Linked DNA regions of Mus musculus: region 2 is linked to region 1. The links are chromatin loops, found by intact Hi-C in ENCODE. Cell type or tissue: left cerebral cortex. All regions are shown on one strand. Each heading gives the region's core, and the rest is flanking DNA. Links, peaks and the distances in the headings are about the cores only.

What was found. Peaks named below come from ENCODE experiments on the same cell type or tissue, not always from the same donor. Only the 100,000 strongest peaks of a DNase experiment are listed, where the experiment ranks them.
Region 2: a loop joins it to region 1, with 4 times the contacts of the local background. A loop is called at or near these places in 3 of 42 quality-filtered maps.

What each region holds. Positions count from the first base shown.
Region 1 is chrX:20,941,631-20,950,709 of GRCm38, reverse strand. Elk1 (ELK1, member of ETS oncogene family) reads left to right here and starts at 102. Exons shown (of 6, transcript NM_007922.5): 1 at 102-270; 2 at 8,913-9,079. The coding sequence starts at 8,947. In left cerebral cortex, for the core only: a CTCF peak has its summit at 4,468 (motif pointing right); DNase peaks (open chromatin) are centred at 4,468 and 5,902; H3K4me3 peaks cover 648 bases.
Region 2 is chrX:20,864,155-20,873,233 of GRCm38, reverse strand. Syn1 (synapsin I) reads left to right here. Exons shown (of 13, transcript NM_013680.4): 6 at 7,326-7,388; 7 at 7,973-8,115; 8 at 8,205-8,279; 9 at 8,371-8,473. It overlaps Timp1 (tissue inhibitor of metalloproteinase 1), which reads right to left and starts at 3,068. Exons shown (of 6, transcript NM_011593.2): 1 at 2,910-3,068; 2 at 2,072-2,200; 3 at 378-457; 4 at 58-184. The coding sequence starts at 2,195. In left cerebral cortex, for the core only: no CTCF peak of the experiment used is centred there; DNase peaks (open chromatin) are centred at 3,054 and 5,517; H3K27ac peaks cover 599 bases.

The DNA.
Region 1 (9,079 bases), core at 664-8,663:
TTACAGCTCTGTTAGTATTCCTCCACCACCCAGGCCCCTGTGCTTAGGATCCTTGGCATTTTGTCCAATCAGCAAGCAGGAGGACGCTTGGCTCCTCCCATGAGAGCCCACGTGAGCGGTGGGGAAACGCAGGGGCGGCTTCTGGTTGCTGCTTCTGCTGTCGCCGCCACCACCGCCGCCGCCTTGGAACCGGGGCCTGGGGGGCGGTGGGGCCTCGTATGGAGCCCCCGCCCCCCGGAGCTGCCACTGCCACCGCCGCGCCACTCGCAGGTGAGCCCAGGCCCACAAGGTGGAGGACCCTGTCCATGACCCCACGTATCCTCACCCCCGCGCAAGGGATGTGGTTTGGCCCAGCCTGCTGGTATTTGGCTCCACTACCATCAACTGATTGCCCCTGTGTGTGCATTGCCTGCTCCTTTTGCCCTTTATAGTAGATCTGAACGTGGGCTAACATCCTGCTGTCTGTATAATGGATCTGTCTGTGAGCTTATGATTTTCCCCACCCCAACTTAATGGACTCGTCCGTGGTCTTGCCCTCCCCAACCCCCACTTATTGGAAACCAGTCTGTTGCATTGTCCAGTCCCCCTTTAGTCGTAGCTGTGTCTAAAGTGTTTCCATTTCCCCTAGCCTCAAATTTAAGGGGAACCTTCTGTGGCTTTGTTTACTGAACCCCTCATGTTTATTGTAGTGAATCAATCTGTGGCACTGTTCCCACTTAAGACACCCCATTGTTTGTTCAACAGTGAGTCCACCTAAGTTTACATTATTGCCCCCCTTGAGTCCCCAGTGCATAAGCCCATGACTTTATCCACCTCCTCCCATTGCCCCCATCTTACTGTGAATTAGTTTGCATGCTTGCATTCATATTCCTCTAGTTATCACCGCCCTAACTTTTCTCCCTTATTTGTAGACTCCAGTCTTTGAGCTGCTTCCTTTTAACAGTGGGTCAGTTTGGTGCTTTGCAATTTTTATTTTCATTTTCAACAGCCCAGTCTATGGCCTTGTCCTATCCTTCACTTTAATTAATTATTATGTGATGGCTTTTCTTCTCTGCGGTTGTATAGGTATCAGCTTAAACCACATCTCACTTTTGTAATGAATGAGTCTGTTCAGAAGCCTTCTGCCACCCCAGTGTTTACAGTCTCTCAAATCCTCAGAGCTTGCAATCCCTCCCCAAAGGGGATAGATAGGCTTTGTACTTTATTTCCCTCCTCCTCCTCCTATGTATTGGGTCAGTCTTCTCTGCCCCCATCTCCTAGGAAGTCCTGTGTACTTGTAAAACCCAGGGACTTTTAATATATGCCATGTTCCTCATAAACTCTCTTTTTGTTTGTTTGTTTTTTGTTTTGTTTTTGTTTTTTGTTTTTTTTTCAAGACAGGGTTTCTCTGTATAGCCCTGGCTGTCCTGGAACTCACTCTGTAGACCAAGCTGGCCTCGAACTCAGAAATCCGCCTGCCTCTGCCACCCAAGCGCTGGGATTAAAGGCGTGTGCCACCACTGCCCAGCCCTCATAAACACTCTTAGCCACTAGGCATTTTACTTTGCTATAGTTCTCAACTATAGTAGTGGTACTATTGCTAATGACAGTCGGATCTAACTTTATACTTTACACTTGCTGTGTACCAGGCAGTATTCTATAGTCTCCAGCTTGCTTATAGTCTCCAGTCTTCATCATAGCCCTGTGAGACAGATAACTGAGAAAACTAGGGCATGTGGGTTCACAGATGGCCCAATAACTACTTAGATAGGGGAACACTTTTGACATGCCCCTCTCTCACCTCATTGCATCCCATATGAGGGCACATTCCTTAACAGCCAAATTAGTTTCAATCACCCAGCTTTTGTTTCTGCTGTTCTTTCTGACAACAGAGCTGTCTCCATTCTACTCTGTTCTCAGGACCCATCAGCTCAAGTCCTAGCAGTGGTGTGACTTTACATGAATGACTTAACTACTTTCTTCCTGTACTGGGCTAAAATGGGGGAGTCAGAACTATAGCCTTTCCAGTGTGAAAAAAATGTGTGGGTTAAACAAGTCACCTCACTGACCTTATCTCTTTCATCTCCACATTTCAGATCCATGCTATAGCCATGCTAACCTCACTGCTTCTCAAAAACAGCCGGTACAGGCCAGCCTCAGGGCCTTTGCATTAGCTCTTCTTTCTCCATTAACACTACTCCCACATCTCTGTATGGTAACTTTCAAGGTACTGTACACTTGCCATACCCAAAGGAATTTTTTCACTACCCTGTGCAGGGAACACACTAAAGATATTTGTAAGAATGTCATTTGATTTGTGAATAAAATGAGCGTAAAGGAAATGTGATGTTGGTGATATGAAAAGGCACAAATAGAAAAGATGTTTCAGAGAGTGCTTTCATGTCTTTGCATCTTGGGTAGTGTAATTTTAGTAAAACATGTATTTGTCACACTGGTGCTTGGGATATAATGTATAAAGGTATATACATAAAAAGGTTTCAAATATCATTTTTTGTATCAAAGTAGTCAACACCCACCTCTCTTTGACTATCTGATTTTGTATACCGAGCAGGGTTCAGATCTCTTTCCTGCTTGCTTTGGCCCTTTATACTCTGTCATGGTTAGACATGCTATATAGCTTATATAAATAGATATCTGTCTATCCTCCTCAGAATAAACATCCTATGGGAACTTACAGGCTTTATCTGCCCTTCATGTAAAAATATACCTCTGTACAGTAGGTGCTTGGAATAATCTGCTGCACAAATTAACTTGGGGGGTGTAGTATCTAGACGATGAATGATGGCTCACGGCTATATATTTCCAGCATGGAAGACCAAGAGAGAATTTACAGGAAATAAAAACTAGCCTGGGTGACATAGCGAATTCCAGACCAACCTGAACTACAGAGTGAGATGCTGTCACAAAACTGACAATGAAAATTGTATCCCAGACATCACCAAGGGGAGTGCAGATAAAAAAGGGAATGTAGGAATTAATTAAGATGTCAGTTACGACTTTTTAAATATTTAACAGCTATTTACTAAGCACCTAGTGAGTACCAGGCACTTATTGTAGATGCTGGAGATATAGAGAAGCAAAACAGGCAGAAATCCCTGTACATAGAAAGCAGGCAGGCATTACTAAAAGTGAGGGAGACAGACTGTATAGATAGGTAAAATGAAATACCACATTATACAAAGGCTAAGGAACAGACATGAAGTGGGGCAAATAGGACTAGAGTATCAAGGTATTTGAACTCTTAGAGACAAGGCATGCTACACTTGGAAATGTGACTCATAAGTTAAGGCCTGAAAGAAACAAAGGAGTAAGCCATATTGTGTAAAGGAAGAATGTACCAGAAAGAACACTCAATGCAAAGACCCTGAAGCCCAGATTATGGCTACCATGTTCAAAAGCCAGTGTGACTGGAAACAAGTTGAGAGGGAGGGATAGAAGTCAAGGTCATAGAAATTATGGAAGCCAGATGGTGAAGTCGTACAGAAAGTTAAGGGGGAGGGAGAAGGATGCCATACAACCTAAGGGCTAATGTTTATTGCATTTCTAGCATGTGCTACAGACAGTTTTCTAAGTACTTTACATATATAGAGACACATTGAGTCCTCATTTTTAAAAAGTATTTTTTGATTTGAGAGTAAGATACCCTATTTTACAGATATAGAACAAGGCATAGAGAGGTTGAACAACTTGCTCAAAGTCACACAGGCAGAACAGGGCAGAGTATGAGGCTGTGAAGATCAGCACAGAACAACTTTGCAAGAACAAACAAGTTACTCCATGCATTGGATCGTGCAGAGGAAAAACTCTACCTGGCAAGAAACATTATGGCCTCAGGTAGACACTTTAGAGCTTTTATATATGCTTTTCTCTTTATCAGAATTATCCTTCCCATGGACATCAATATGACTTGCTACCTCCCCTCCACCAAACATCGCTTCTTCAGGGAAGTGTCCTACTTGTCACTCTGGGATCTTGCCTGTTTATGTTTTCTTTGAGAACTGGCCTTGATTGGCTAGGGGTGCTCAGTTTGACTGCCAGCATCCAGCAGCTCCTCCAAGGGTGAGACCTTAGGCAGGTTACTTAACATCTTTCTCCACACTTCACTCACTTGTCTGCAAAATGGGAAGCATAATACAGTCCACCTTTTGGAGGGTATTATTATTTTGTTTTCTTCCTTTTTTTTGAGACATTTCTTACTGCCCTATGAATGTGTGGATTATAATATGCAAGGGCTCCTGTCTGTTGTGTCCTAAGCTGTTTTAAGGCACCCAGAGAATGAGGTGAGGAGTGGAAAGAAAGCCTTCTGGGAAGGGCAGGTAACTAGGATTCCTGGTAAGGCCTGTGTGGGAAAAAAAAAAAGCAGCAATCAAATTCAGCCTGTCTCTTTGATAAGCTAGTAGTTGATCAGATTTCACTCAGCTGCTGGGTTCTGGCATAGCTCAGAGGAGGCGGTGAAATTGCCTGTTTTTGCCACTAGGGGTCACACTGCACTCTATAGGCCTCTGAAAGAATCTGGTGTTGGGAATATTTAGTCCCTTAGAGCTGGGGGGGGCGGGGGCGGGACTCTGATCCACTGTCCCTCGGCACTCTAATTTGGACAGCTGCCTAACACTGTTTCTGCTAAAAGAACCTTGAACTGGCTCAGACATATGAGGATCATACTATAATTTCATGCAGATTAAAGAATAAAGCTATAAATCTAAATCATAGGTTCTTCAAAACCTTAAAAGGTTTATTCTTAATCCTTAATCCAACAATCCGAGCCAGGTGGACAGCTGGTTGATTAAGTCCCATCCTTGCAGGGACTTAAGCAGGTTCAGTGTTAGTTCCAGTTTGGTTATAGGAAAGGGTAATGGTAGGATAACAGGTGAACAGTGAACATCCTTCTAATGAGGTGATAATTTGTTTTGCTTTTTTTATTGAACATAGATTTCTCTCTATCCCCATAAACTGTAAGATATCTATAGGTATAGATATCTACCTATAGATATCTTACAGTTTGCCCCCATCTGTATTCCTCCCAGTTCTTTCCCACCTCCCCTCCCATTAGAAAACAAACAGGCAGCAGGGTAGTCATGGTGTGGTACAGGCCTTTAATCCAGGGCAGCCAAGAGGCCCTGTCTCAAAAAAACAACAACAAAAAGCCAGGCAGTGGTAGCAAGTGCCTTTAATCCCAAATCTCAGGAGGCAGAGGCAGGTGGATCGCTGAGGCCAAGGCCATCTTGCTAGTTTCAGGACATCCAGTACTATACAGACCCTGTCTCAAAATAAAAACAGGAAGGAAAGAAAGGAAAGGAACAGAACAGGCTTCTAAGAGATAATAATAAAATATAATAAAAGAAAAGAAAAAGAGCCCAAGAGAAGGCCCAAGAAACAGACCCATTCATTTGAACACTAGGGAATCCCATAAAACACTAAATTGGAAGCCATAATATATACACAAAGGATCTGATGCAGGTGGTTAAATGCTCAGACTCCTGAAACTGGTCATGGTGACCCATGCCAAGTATCTCAGTACTAGGGAAGTGGAAGCAGGTAAAACAGGAGTTCAAGGTCATCCTCAGCTGGATGGCAAGTTTGAGGCTTTCCTGGGCTATCTAGACCCTGTCTCTAAAAATAAATAAATAACAAAACCACTTAGACCCCTGAAGGGTGATACTTGGGTCAAATGCAGGAACTGTCACAACAGTGAAGTCACTTGGACATCTTTTCCCTTGTGTAAAATTAGTGATATTGTAATAAGAATATCTCCTTTCCAAAAGGAAAAAAATGCCTATTTTTCTGAGTTGGGATGAGAGATAAGTGAGTCAGTGCCTATAAAAATAACAGCCCATGCCTTTATCTAAAACCCCATAGACCAGTTATATTTCAGAATTGTGAATTTTTCAGTTTAGAAAGGTAGCATGGTGCACATATGACATGTTACATAACACCTTCAACCAGCTCTGTCACCAGCTGCTTTTAGATCGCTGCACCAAAATGTATGAACAGTCATACTAAGCAAAGATCAATAAAAACCAGAATGGGCCTTGCTTTCTTTCCAATCATGTTTTGTTGCCAAAAGAACTAAAAAGAAGCCTTCGTTCTTAGACTGTTTTGGATTAAGGAATAGCAGAAAAAAAGATTTGTGAACAAATTAGAAAATATTTATGTAAAGTTTATAACCCAAGCATGTTAAATTTAAAATTCACATAATAATAATGATACATGGTCTCTATAGATAAGTATATTACTATCCCTGTTTCACAGATGAGAAGATTTGTAATACAAAATAAGTATAATGAATTGGCCAAAATCCCACAGCTAATAACTAGCAGATCCAGGATTTAAACCATAAAAGTCTAACAGTTTAGGTTGATTGTGCAGTAGGCAAGATGGCTTTCTGCTTAGAGCAGTGCTTCACATAAAGAGTAAATACATACTTGTTTTTAAAAAGGCTCATAGCCAACCATTGGATTGAGCACAGGGTTCTCAATGGAGGAGCTAGAGAAAGGACTGAAGGAGCTGAAGGGGTTTGCAGCCCCATAGGAAGAACAACAGTATCAACCAACCAGACCCCCCCAGAGCTCCCAGGGACTAAACCACCAACCAAAGAGTACACATGGAGGGACCCATGGTTCCAGCTACATATGTAGCAAAGGATGGCCTTGTCGGGCATCAATGGGAGGAGAGACCCTTGGTCCTGAGAAGGCTCAATGTCCCAGTGTAGGGTGGAGAGGCGGGGTGGGGGGTGGGGAAGCACCCTCATAGAAGCAGGGGGAGGGAGGATGGGATGGGGGTTCCCAGAGGGAAAACTGGAAATGGGGATAACATTTGAAGTGTAAATATATAAAATATCCAATAAAAATAAAAAGAAATTAAAAGGCATGGGTTCCGGGTGAAGCTCTGTGATAAATCTTGTACTTAACATGCATAAGTCCCTGGATTTGATCTCTAGCACTACAGAAAGAAGTAGCTGCCTTGTTTGCTGGGGTGTGTGTAATCTCAGCACTTGGGAAATGGAAACAATAGCATCAGGAACTTGAGGACAGCTTGAACTACATAATACCCTATCACAATGCAGCAGCAACAATGGCAAAAAGAGAGAGAGAGAGAGAGAGAGAGAGAGAGAGAGAGAAGATTCATGTGGCCTCATCCTTTCCTGTGGATCTAAAGGCCTTTAATGGTTACTTCAGTGATGCAGGGTCCATGTTCCTGAAAACAAACCTTCACCATGGCCTTGTAAGCAACTCTACTAAAATTCATTGGATCACAAAAAAGTCATAATATACAAAGAAGCCTAGTTGGGAAGAGGAAGATAATCAGTGGGAAGGGAGGGGAACGGGATAGGTTAATGGAGGGAAATTTAATCAAAGTCATTATATTAGAAATGGTATAATGATGGCGCACGCCTTTAATCCCAGCACTTGGGAGACAGACACAAGTTGATTTCTGAGTTCGAGGCCAGCCTGGTCTACAAAGTGAGTTCCAGGACAGCCAGGACTACACAGAGAAACCCTGTCTCGAAAAAAACAAAAACAAAAAAAAAAAGAAAGAAAAAGAAATGTTATAATGAAACCCATTATGTATAAATAATAGAAACCCACTATGTATAATTAATATATGCTCATCAAAAAGAAAAAAATTTAAACGCTTAAACCGTACAGGAACAATCCCAGGTTAGAAAAATTGGGGGATCAAGGAACAGAGAAGAGTACGTATTCAGATTCAGGAAGGCTTCATAACGCAAAGGACTTTTCAGTGGGTCCTCTTCGTCGTTTTTAGAGGACGACTGCTCAAAGAGGAAAGGAGCTCCATGTACAGTGAACAGTACTTGCAAAGGGCTACCAAAAGGCACATCCTAGAAAAGTTGATAGGAAAGGGGAGAGAGAGAGAGAGAGAGAGTTAATGTGAGTTAAGTTATGGATATTACACTAGTTTTCTAGTCCCGCTATATAATTTATTCTCATTGAAACTATACATTTCTGTAGATGCATTGGTACATACCTGTATTCCCAGTACTCAGGAAGCTGAGGCAAGAGTTCAAGACCAGCCCGGGCTACATAGTAAGACTCTGTCATTTAAAAAAATATATAATTTATCATCTGACAGAAGCCCAACACTGATCTTGCCAGGCTAGCATTAAAGTCTAGCAGGACTTTTAGTCCTTTCTAGAAGAGGTTTGTTTCCTGCTCATTCAGGTTGTCCCTTTAGTTGTAATGCTGATTTCCTTACTGGCTTTAAGCTGAGGGTCATTCCAGATTTGTGGAGCTGCCCAATTTTCCTGTCTTAGAGCCTTCTCCAGAATCAAGAAATAGCAGAGAAAGTCCTTCTGCCATTCTGCCCTAAACTCTGTTTTAGCCTCATTTCTCTGCTTTGAAAAGAGCTCATACAGTGGTTGACCTCAAATAAAGCCAGAGTGATTGCTATATCTTAAGGTCTGTAATCTTAATTTCATCTCAGAATTCATTTATGCTATGTAGCCTAACCTGGTCACAGACTCCAATAACTAGGATATGGAACTCTTTGGGGCTCGGGTTGTATTCTGTCTTCCCTCTGGCTCCTAAAGATTCACATGCATCAAGGCTGGACTGAGGGCTCAATATAAAGAATGCTTGCTGCTCTCACAGAGAAGCAGAGTCCAGTTCCCAGCACCCATGTTGGGCAGTTTATAACTGCCTGAACTCTAGCTCCAGGGAATCCATTGCCCTCTTCTGATCTCTCTTGGCACCAGCACACATGTGTACATATAGTCACATGGACATACTCACATATTTTTTCCTTTAATTCTTTTTTGTCACACATGTAAAATACAAGGGGCATCCAAAGCTACATGAAGAAGTTTAGGAGACTGTTTAGGGAATAGTAGTGAGATTTGGGAACAGATGTGGAGGCAAGGTAACAAGAAACGAATCATTTTTGCTCTCTTCCAGGTACTCCTGGAATGGCGTGAGTGCTTCCCTAGTGATGGACCCATCTGTGACGCTGTGGCAGTTTCTGCTGCAGCTTCTGAGAGAACAAGGTAATGGCCACATCATCTCCTGGACCTCACGGGATGGTGGTGAGTTCAAGTTGGTGGATGCAGAGGAGGTGGCCCGGC
Region 2 (9,079 bases), core at 855-8,854, 78 kb after region 1:
TCCCAGTTGCCTGAAAGCATTAGGGATGTGGCCCAAGGTGAAGGGGCGGGGCCTCACCCGTGATGAGAAACTCTTCACTGCGGTTCTGGGACTTGTGGGCATATCCACAGAGGCTTTCCATGACTGGGGTGTAGGCGTACCGGATATCTGCGGCATTTCCCACAGCCTTGAATCCTTTTAGCATCTGCCCATGAGTGACAAAAAGTACATCTTTTACTGACATAATCCTCCCACTCCACTCTCTTTCCTGATGGCAATATATCTAAATCACAAGTTTACAGAAAACATCCACACCAACGAAAGGTTAGATGCTTCTATTTTGAGGAGAAGGAATAGGTTAGGTACAGCCATGGAGGGAGGGAGGGAAGGGAAAATACCTTAGTCATCTTGATCTTATAACGCTGGTATAAGGTGGTCTCGTTGATTTCTGGGGAACCCATGAATTTAGCCCTTATGACTAGAGGAAAGGAAGGGGAAATGGGGAATCAAATGGGCAAGCAGCATGAACCCATAGCAGCAAAGCATATATACAGCATAATTCAAATGGCTTCCACATCAGTTGATTCATCTACATATTGTCTATTCTTTTAGGCACTGTTTTAAGCCCTTTTCATATATCCATTTATTGGCTTACTCAACAAATATTTTGGAGTGCCTGGTGCCAGCCACTGTTCAGGGTGTTAGGGACAGTGACCCAAATACAGGAATCCATTTCCTTATGGAGCTCACATTCAAGCCAGGAGGAGACAGACTAACATTAAGTAGCCAGGCATGGTGGCACAGGCCTGTAACCCTAGCTCTGTCAGAGCCTGATGGAGGATCACTTTACTCTGAGTTCAAGACTAGTCTAGACAATTTAGTGAGAACCTGTTTAAAATAAAAAATTCACCAAAAAAAGGGTTGGGTTTGTAGCTCAATTGTGCAGTATTTGCCTGGATCCTAGGTTCAATCCCCGGTACCAAGGGGAAAAAGAAAAAAAGGTATGTGGATTGTTACAGGCTATTAAGTGGGTTAGAAAATTAGAATAGGGAAGGGGTTGACAGATGCTTTGCTTGACCACAATTTACTCAGGCTCATTAACCTTCTTCCAAGCTCATTAGTACAGTTTCTCTTTAAAATCCACTTGTAGCGAAGTATCCTAAATTAGGTTAGTGAAAACACCCACCCTTATCTGATTCTCCTCAGTATGTGATGGGGCCACCAGATGATTATACTAGCCAGTTTTCAAGAGACCTAAACTGGGTGTGATGGCACAGACCTGCAATCTCAGCACTTGGATGGCTGAGTGGGAAGGATCAGGGGTTCAAGGCCAGCCTGGGTTATATAGTGAGACCTAGTCTCAAAAACAAAAAGTAAGCTGATAGGCTAGAGAGATGACTTAATGGTTAAGAGCACTTGCTGCTCTTTGAGGTCCCAAGTTTAGTTCCCAGAATCCACATAGGGTAGCTCACAACCATTCATAACTCCAGCTCCAGGGGATTTGATGCCTTGAGGACCCACAGGCACCTACACACCACACATGGAATACACACAAACATACACATAAATAAAAATAATCTTTTTAATGGATTTAGCCTGAATCCTCTTGCCTTTGATATTTCTTCTCAATGGTTTCCCATTCACCAACTCCCAAACTGTTCCTTGGCCATTGAGTTCCATTTGCCCATGTAATGTTGAGAGTTAATCTATCTCCCCCCACCACCCCCATCTCTTGGCAAATTCTAATTGTCATGGTCCTGAATGAAGTCTGCCTGCCTGTGTCCTAAGAAGTGCCATTAACAGCATATGTAACAAAGGTTCAGGAGTACTATGTGGCTGGCATTAAATTTAAAATTAAATAAAAGTAGGCAAGCACCTCAGTAAGATGACTTTTAAGGCAGCCACCCATGTAGATAACTACAGAAAAGCATGTACATAGTACTGGGAGCAGCCAGCACAAAGGTAGGCTTAGGCCCAAGGATGTCAGTGTGGCAAAAGCAGATGTATGGAAGGGTAAGTAGAACTGTCCTAGAGACAACTGCCATAATGAACCCTATTGGATTAAGAGGGACAGAAAGGGGGCCAGACTCACCCAGGTCCGAGTTGCAGAAGGCTGTCTGTGGGTGGGGTGGGGCACAGCTACAGGCCTTACTGGAAGCTATCAGTGATAGCAACAAGAGGATGCCAGATGCCAGAGATGCAAAGGGGGCCATCATGGTATCTGCTGGTAAAGAGTAGGTGTTAATAGGTTCCCAGACCAACGGCTTACATGGCCATTGGTCCTAGGGAGATTTGGGACCTCTTTAGGTTAGAGAATGGAGTTGTGGCAGTTGGTGAATAAGGGAGCGGAGAACGTTGAGAATTTAACAGAATTGGGAAAATCTGACATTTGTGTAGTGATGAATTTGGAGTTTGGGAAACTGGAGAAATATAATGAGGAATTAGGGCTATTAAAATATAATGGGCTGAGGATTTCAGAGATATTGGGGGGTTAGAACAGGTTTGGGGTTTTAGGGAGCTGGAGAAAATGGGGGTTAAGGGTCTTGGGGAATTTGGAGGTTTACGACAATGGTAATGCTTGAGGAATTTGTAGGCAGAAGAACTGTTGAAGTTCCATGAACCAGACATGGCAAAGAGAACAGGGGAGTTACCAGGAACCATAAGGATTGAGGGACAGGCAAGTTGGGAAGTCTTCAAGGTATTAAAGGCTTGTGGGTTTGGAGCACTTAGCAAAGGCATGAAGGAGTCTGGAGAGTCCAGCTTGGGACGATCATTCCAGGCCCTCTCCCGTTATATTCCTCTTTAGCTAACTAGGGATCCTGATACCTGCAAGCCACGTGAGCAGTTAGTCTGGCAAGGGCTGCATGAGCCGCACCAACACAGGCTCCAGGCAAGCCCCAGTTCTGCCAGGACACCCGGCTCCCACTTACCTCTGGTGTGTCTCTAGGAGCCCCGATCTGCGATGATGGCGGCAGGGGCTGCACAGTGGAGAATAAATGTCCATGCGAAGGGCGGAGTTGGCGGGGAAATCACTGCCTCCAGGCTTCCTGGACGCATTACTCATCCACCCACCGCTGGAGTCAAAGCCTAGGGGCGGGCCCCAGGATAAACCCAAAGATACTCCCTCCTCTGCCAGCCAGCCCACTGCGCCCCCTTCCCCCAGCTCCACGTCATGCACAGTCCTTCCTGGCGGCCTTGAAGGGCAGAAGAGAGAGCGCCTAAAGCTTTGTGCCTCTCAGGTTTCCCATATTCCCCAAACTTCCTGTGGCTGAAGCCAATAACTTCTTTCTCACGCCTTTCATCTACTATGTAACAATCTCACAAGAAAGGCATTCCTGTGGATCTGAAATTCTGGTGAGGGGTGTCAGAGGGTGACAAACTAGAAAAGCAGTTGAGGGACATGACATGGGAGAAGAGGCACAAATACATAGTGGGGAAATTGATACACTGGATAAGTCTATGACTTATCCAAGATAGCAGTTGAGTCTGGCAGAACTGGGAGGGAACCGAGGCTGCTTGCAGACAGAGCCTAGGTACCCCAAACCTTGCTGTGGCTGCACACACCGGTGAGGCTATTTGAAGATATCATCAGCTACAAGAGACCCTGTCTTAAACAGAAACAAGACCAAACAGGCAAATAACTGAAGTAAAGATCTTTGTTAGTGTCACAGGACAAAACAGGGATTTAAACCTAGGCTTCCTGACCCTGGAGTCCTAACTCAGGCAGGACACAATCTTGACAAGCAGGGAATGGTGTGGTGAGCATGGGTGGTGGTGGTGGTGGTGACTGATGGTAAAAGAAGTTAGTGAGTCAGTAGAAAAACCATCCCTACTCCATCCTGCCCTGCCCCTTCCCCCACCAACCAGCCCACACCCCTTGTGGGGATGGGATGAGGCAACTGCTGCCCACCAGCTTCCTGATGATGCAGGAGTATTCCCTGGGGTCCTGTGGAAGGGTTCTATGGACTGATTAGCATCTTCAATTAATATAGGGAGGAAAGACCAATAATAATGACAATGGTTGTAATCGCAGCAGGCAAGCTGATCCAGAGAATTAGAGGGTACATAGTCTATACAGTGAGTTCCAGGACAGCCAGCGATACATAGTGAGAACCTGTGACAGAGATAGAGAGAGAGACAGAGAGAATATGGTAGTGGTGATCACAGCTACTTACTGAATGCTTACTGTACATCATTACTAAGGTTATTATGTAAATTTACTTTAGCTAATTCAATTTTATTAACTTAGGTAAATTGGTTCAGAAACCACAGGACACAAAAACCTCCTGCCAGCACTCAACAGGGTACTATGTACAATACACTGTTTTAAAAGGTTTTTTTTTACACTGTGTGTGTGTGTGTGTGTGTGTGTGTGTGTGTGTGTGTGTGTGTGTGTGTGTGTGTGTGTGTTTGTGCCATGACATGCTTGCATTGCTTAAAGGACAACTTGCAGGGGCCAATCCTCTCCTTCCCTGTGGGTTCTAGGGCTCAAACTCAGGTTATCAGGCATGGAGGCAGCAAGCACCTTTATCTGATGGGCCATATTGCCAGCTCAGAAATTTTGTTTGTTTGTTTGCCATTGTCCTCCTTGTTCCTTAATGTTATTTAATGAAGAGGTATTAAATCAATAACAACAATAATAGTAACCAACTCTTTGAAGATTCAGGTTTACTATATGTGTATACTAAGATTTTCTTTTCTCTGAAATAATTGACTTATTCTTCCCAACATATCTGTGAGGTATGATTCATATTTTTACTATTTAGTAAGAAAACAGAGACAGAAAGGAATCAAATGGCCTGTCCAGGAAAGATGGTGAAGAAATTACTGTGGTGGTGGGAGGAGGTACAGAGAAAAGGAGAAAGGGAAGGAGACCAAAATTTTCAACCATCTGATTGTGAAAGTGAGGAGAAAGTGAGACAGGGGGCTGAGTAACTAGGCGGCAGGACTGAGGAGACGTAAAGACAGGGAAAGTCCTGTCTCGCCTCTTCTATGAGCCAGCTTCTGACGACAGCTCTTTAACTATGAAACCTGAGTCAGCACAGTTTTGCCAGCTGTTTACATTAAGGATTCAGATTATTGTACAGGTTTGAAATGGAGTGGGGTGGACATTACAGAGGGATGTTTAGCCTGTGACTATCTGCTAAACTGGATAGGTGTGAGGTTCCCATAGTGATCTGCTGTCATGTGTAAATACCTGATGATACCCAGAGTATTAAGTGCGAGAGCTTGATTATTTCCCTCTGGAAACTGAGGCCCAGTAAGACAGTACCTACCTGGGATTTTTTAATGGCCTTGGGAAGAATAAAGGCCAAGATAGCAGGCTAAAGCTCCCCAGGAAGTCCCAAGGCCCCTGTATGCACATATGGCAGGCACACACTTAGATGCACCCACAGTGTTCAAGCTCATGAACAGAGGAAGCAAAGTAAGTTTGGGAAAATGATCCACAATGCTCAGCAGATGGGAATAGATATTCTTGTATATGAACAGCTCTGTCATGTATCTGTGCCGCAAGGGGTGGCTTATGTCCCTTGCAAGGCATGCTCCATGTCCCTTCCTGAGAGCCAGGTGTGTGCCTGAGTGTGTTGCTTCTGAGAGTGGAAGGTTGCCAATGTAACTATGCCTGTCTCAAGCTTCTCTGTGTGATGAGTAGATGCCCAAGTAGAAAGTTTCTCCCTATACACACACATCTTGGCATTGTTTCCTTGGCCTGCTCCCTGGATGACACCCTTACCAACATCATACCACTCAGTTCTCTGCCTTCCTATGATGTCACTCATTTGGGAAATGAGGAAGGAGATTGTAGAGGGAGGGAGAGACCTGAAGGTCAATCAGTCACCCTTAGACTATGGGGCTTCCTGTGCCTGTTGGGAACTGCCACTGACCCAGAGCCTAAGAATGCTATCTCTACCCTGTCAGTAGGAGGCAGGGGCCCTACATTTGCACATGGGGTATGGTGGGGCTAGAGTCCTCATACTCTTTGCCTAGCCTGGGACACAGGGAGACTTAACACATCTTTGCCTAACACATATTTGCCTGAATATGTGTCCTGAATATGTATTATCTGTGTGTCTGATTTTCTGTATGCTTGTATTACAGATATGGAAAAAAAACATGTTGAATGTCTAGATATACTTTTCATGGACCCAGAAATGTGATGAGGTCGGAGTTACAGCGATTTGGTTATATGAATGCCTAGAAATGCATTCTCCTTCTGTATGTTGTATTAATCCTTCTGTTTGCTGTGGGCATGCCAGTGATTGCTGCATATGTCCATTTATTGTTTGCCTCGAGAGTAGTGTGTGCTTCTATAGTGCATAAGTAGTTCTGTTATATGTCCTTCTTTTATGTAGGTGAGAGCAAGGCAAGGTAGCTCATGTGTTAACTCTAAGAGTCTTAAGAGTGTGGAATATGGGGGGGGGGGCTGGCGAGATGGCTCAGTGGTTAAGAGCGCCGACTGCTCTTCCGAAGGTCCCGAGTTCAAATCCCAGCAACCACATGGTGGCTCACAACCATCCATAACGAAATCTGATGCCCTCTTCTGGAGTATCTGAGGACAGCTACAGTGTACTTACATATAATAAATAAATAAATCTTTAATTAAAAAAAAGTGTGGAATACACGTTGCTTAGGAGTATTGGCTGCTGTCCCATGCTATGACCACATGACCTGACTCACTGGATCTCTGTGAAGCCCTAGAACTAAATGTGATTTAAGTTTCTGGTTGTCTTTCTCAGTGGATGTGGAGTTCTTAATAGATGTGGACACCTCTGGCTTTGAATAGAATTCTAAAGGTGTGTGTGTACATAAAGATGAAGCTTATATGTAAGGTGTGGCTGAAGGCCTCATTGCTGCATGCTAACTACCACACCGTCTTACACACACTAACTCATACAAAAACAAACTTTCTCAGGCTGGAGAGATGGCTCAGTGGTTAAGAACAATAACTGCTCTTTCAGAGATCCTGAGTTCAATTCCCACATTGTGGCTCACAGCCATCTGTAATGGGATCTGATGCCCTCTTCTGGTGTGTCTGAATATATGAAATAAATAAACAAACTTTCTCTATTCTGGAAAGTTCCCTCATCCTCATCTAAGGACTCTGCATGGGAAATCAGATATGGAAAGCCTAAGGTTTAGAGAGTGGACCAGCAGGCAAGGAGGTGCATTCAGTTCTGAACTCAAAGCTGCTGTGAAACAATTGACTGCTGTTCTGCCTGTCTTTGACTAACCTTTTTCTGGGGAAAAAAATGTCAACCGGTGTGGCTCACACTCTATGGGTCACCAGCTCTTGGAGACCAGCAGAACAGCTCTGACCATGCCTCTTTTGCCTTCATTTTCACCAGCTCAGCAGCACAACATACCCTGTGGTTGTGAAGATGGGCCACGCACATTCTGGGATGGGCAAGGTAAGTTCTAGTAGGTCATATGTACATGTTTGTATAGTACATGTTCTTGGCACTGTAAGTAGTTAGATGTGCATCTGTGTACTCAACACATAACAATAATTCTGTTTGATGATGCATTCTGGGATGTCTTCATCTAATTGGCTTTTGTATTTTCATATTTCGCTGATTTTTCAGCCCATATATTTCTCATGCAACCAGCCAATTTTATATGTCCTGCTACCATGCTAGTGTACCAAGCATTTTATATATTATATATATAATAGCTCTATTGAAATGTAATTCCACATTTTATTCTACTCCCCTGTTTAAAATGGATAATTTGAGATGAGGATGTAGTACAGTGGTAGAGTGCTTGTGTAACATGTGAACATCCCTGTTTGGTCCCCAGCACTGCAAAAAAGTGGTCTTTAACATATTCAGAGTTGTATACAAGCAATTGTATGTTTGTGTGCACATGTATGAAATAGGTTACCCATAATTATGTGTGCTTGGGTGCCTTGGCATATCTACTTCGTATTTGTCTACACATTCCTCCAGATACATTCAGCCCTCACTCCTGCCTTCATCCATGCCTACACCCACAGGTCAAGGTAGACAACCAACATGACTTCCAGGATATTGCAAGTGTTGTGGCACTGACTAAGACATATGCCACTGCTGAGCCCTTCATTGATGCTAAATATGATGTGCGTGTCCAGAAGATTGGGCAGAACTACAAGGCCTACATGTGAGTAGAGAGGCGGGCCTTGTGTGTGTGTGGAGGGGCTACCTCGTGCATCTCATGTCCCACTAAGCCTCTCCCCCCCCCCCCACTAGGAGGACATCAGTGTCGGGTAACTGGAAGACCAATACAGGTTCTGCTATGCTTGAGCAGATTGCCATGTCTGACAGGTGAGACACATAATTGAGGAGTGGGAGTAAGGATGGAACAGAATCATCTGAGCAGAGCAATGACAAGCTATCCTGCTCCTTGTCTTGGCAGGTACAAGTTGTGGGTAGACACGTGCTCAGAGATTTTTGGGGGACTTGACATCTGCGCAGTGGAAGCGCTGCATGGCAAGGACGGAAGGGATCACATTATTGAGGTGGGAACACCCAGGGATTGGTGGGCACAGAGGGAAGAGTGGCTGCACAGAAACGATGGGCTAAACTGGAAAGCATTTTGTGACTCAAAAGTCCTCCAGGAAGGGTGGTGGAACTGTAAAGTATTGTGTGAGCTGGGACATCCCTAGCAAATGACAATGGTAAAAACTTGGGCATCTTTGGTGAATGGGCAACACTTGCTAAGATATAAAGTGCTCTGTGAATAGAGATATCTTGGTAAATGGCAAAGCACTTAGTTAACCTTGAAAATGTCCTAGAAACCACAACAAAGCACTCGGTAAAAGACAAAGTACCCAGTGAAAGCTGGGACCAACAGTACATATTTTATGCTTTGTGGGCCATGCAGTTTGGCACTCTGATTCAGTCCCATAAAAGCAGCCACAAACAAGATGGAAGATTTGTGCAGCTGTGCATATGGATACAACTCATGTGTTTATGTCTATAACTTTTAAGTACACTGAGTTTAAATTTCATATCTTTTGCACACATGAAACCTTTTTCCCCAACCACTGAAAGCCATCGGAGGCTGGGTGCAGCGGGAAACGGTAATCCCAGCACTAATGAAGAGTTTGAGGGTAGCCTAAACT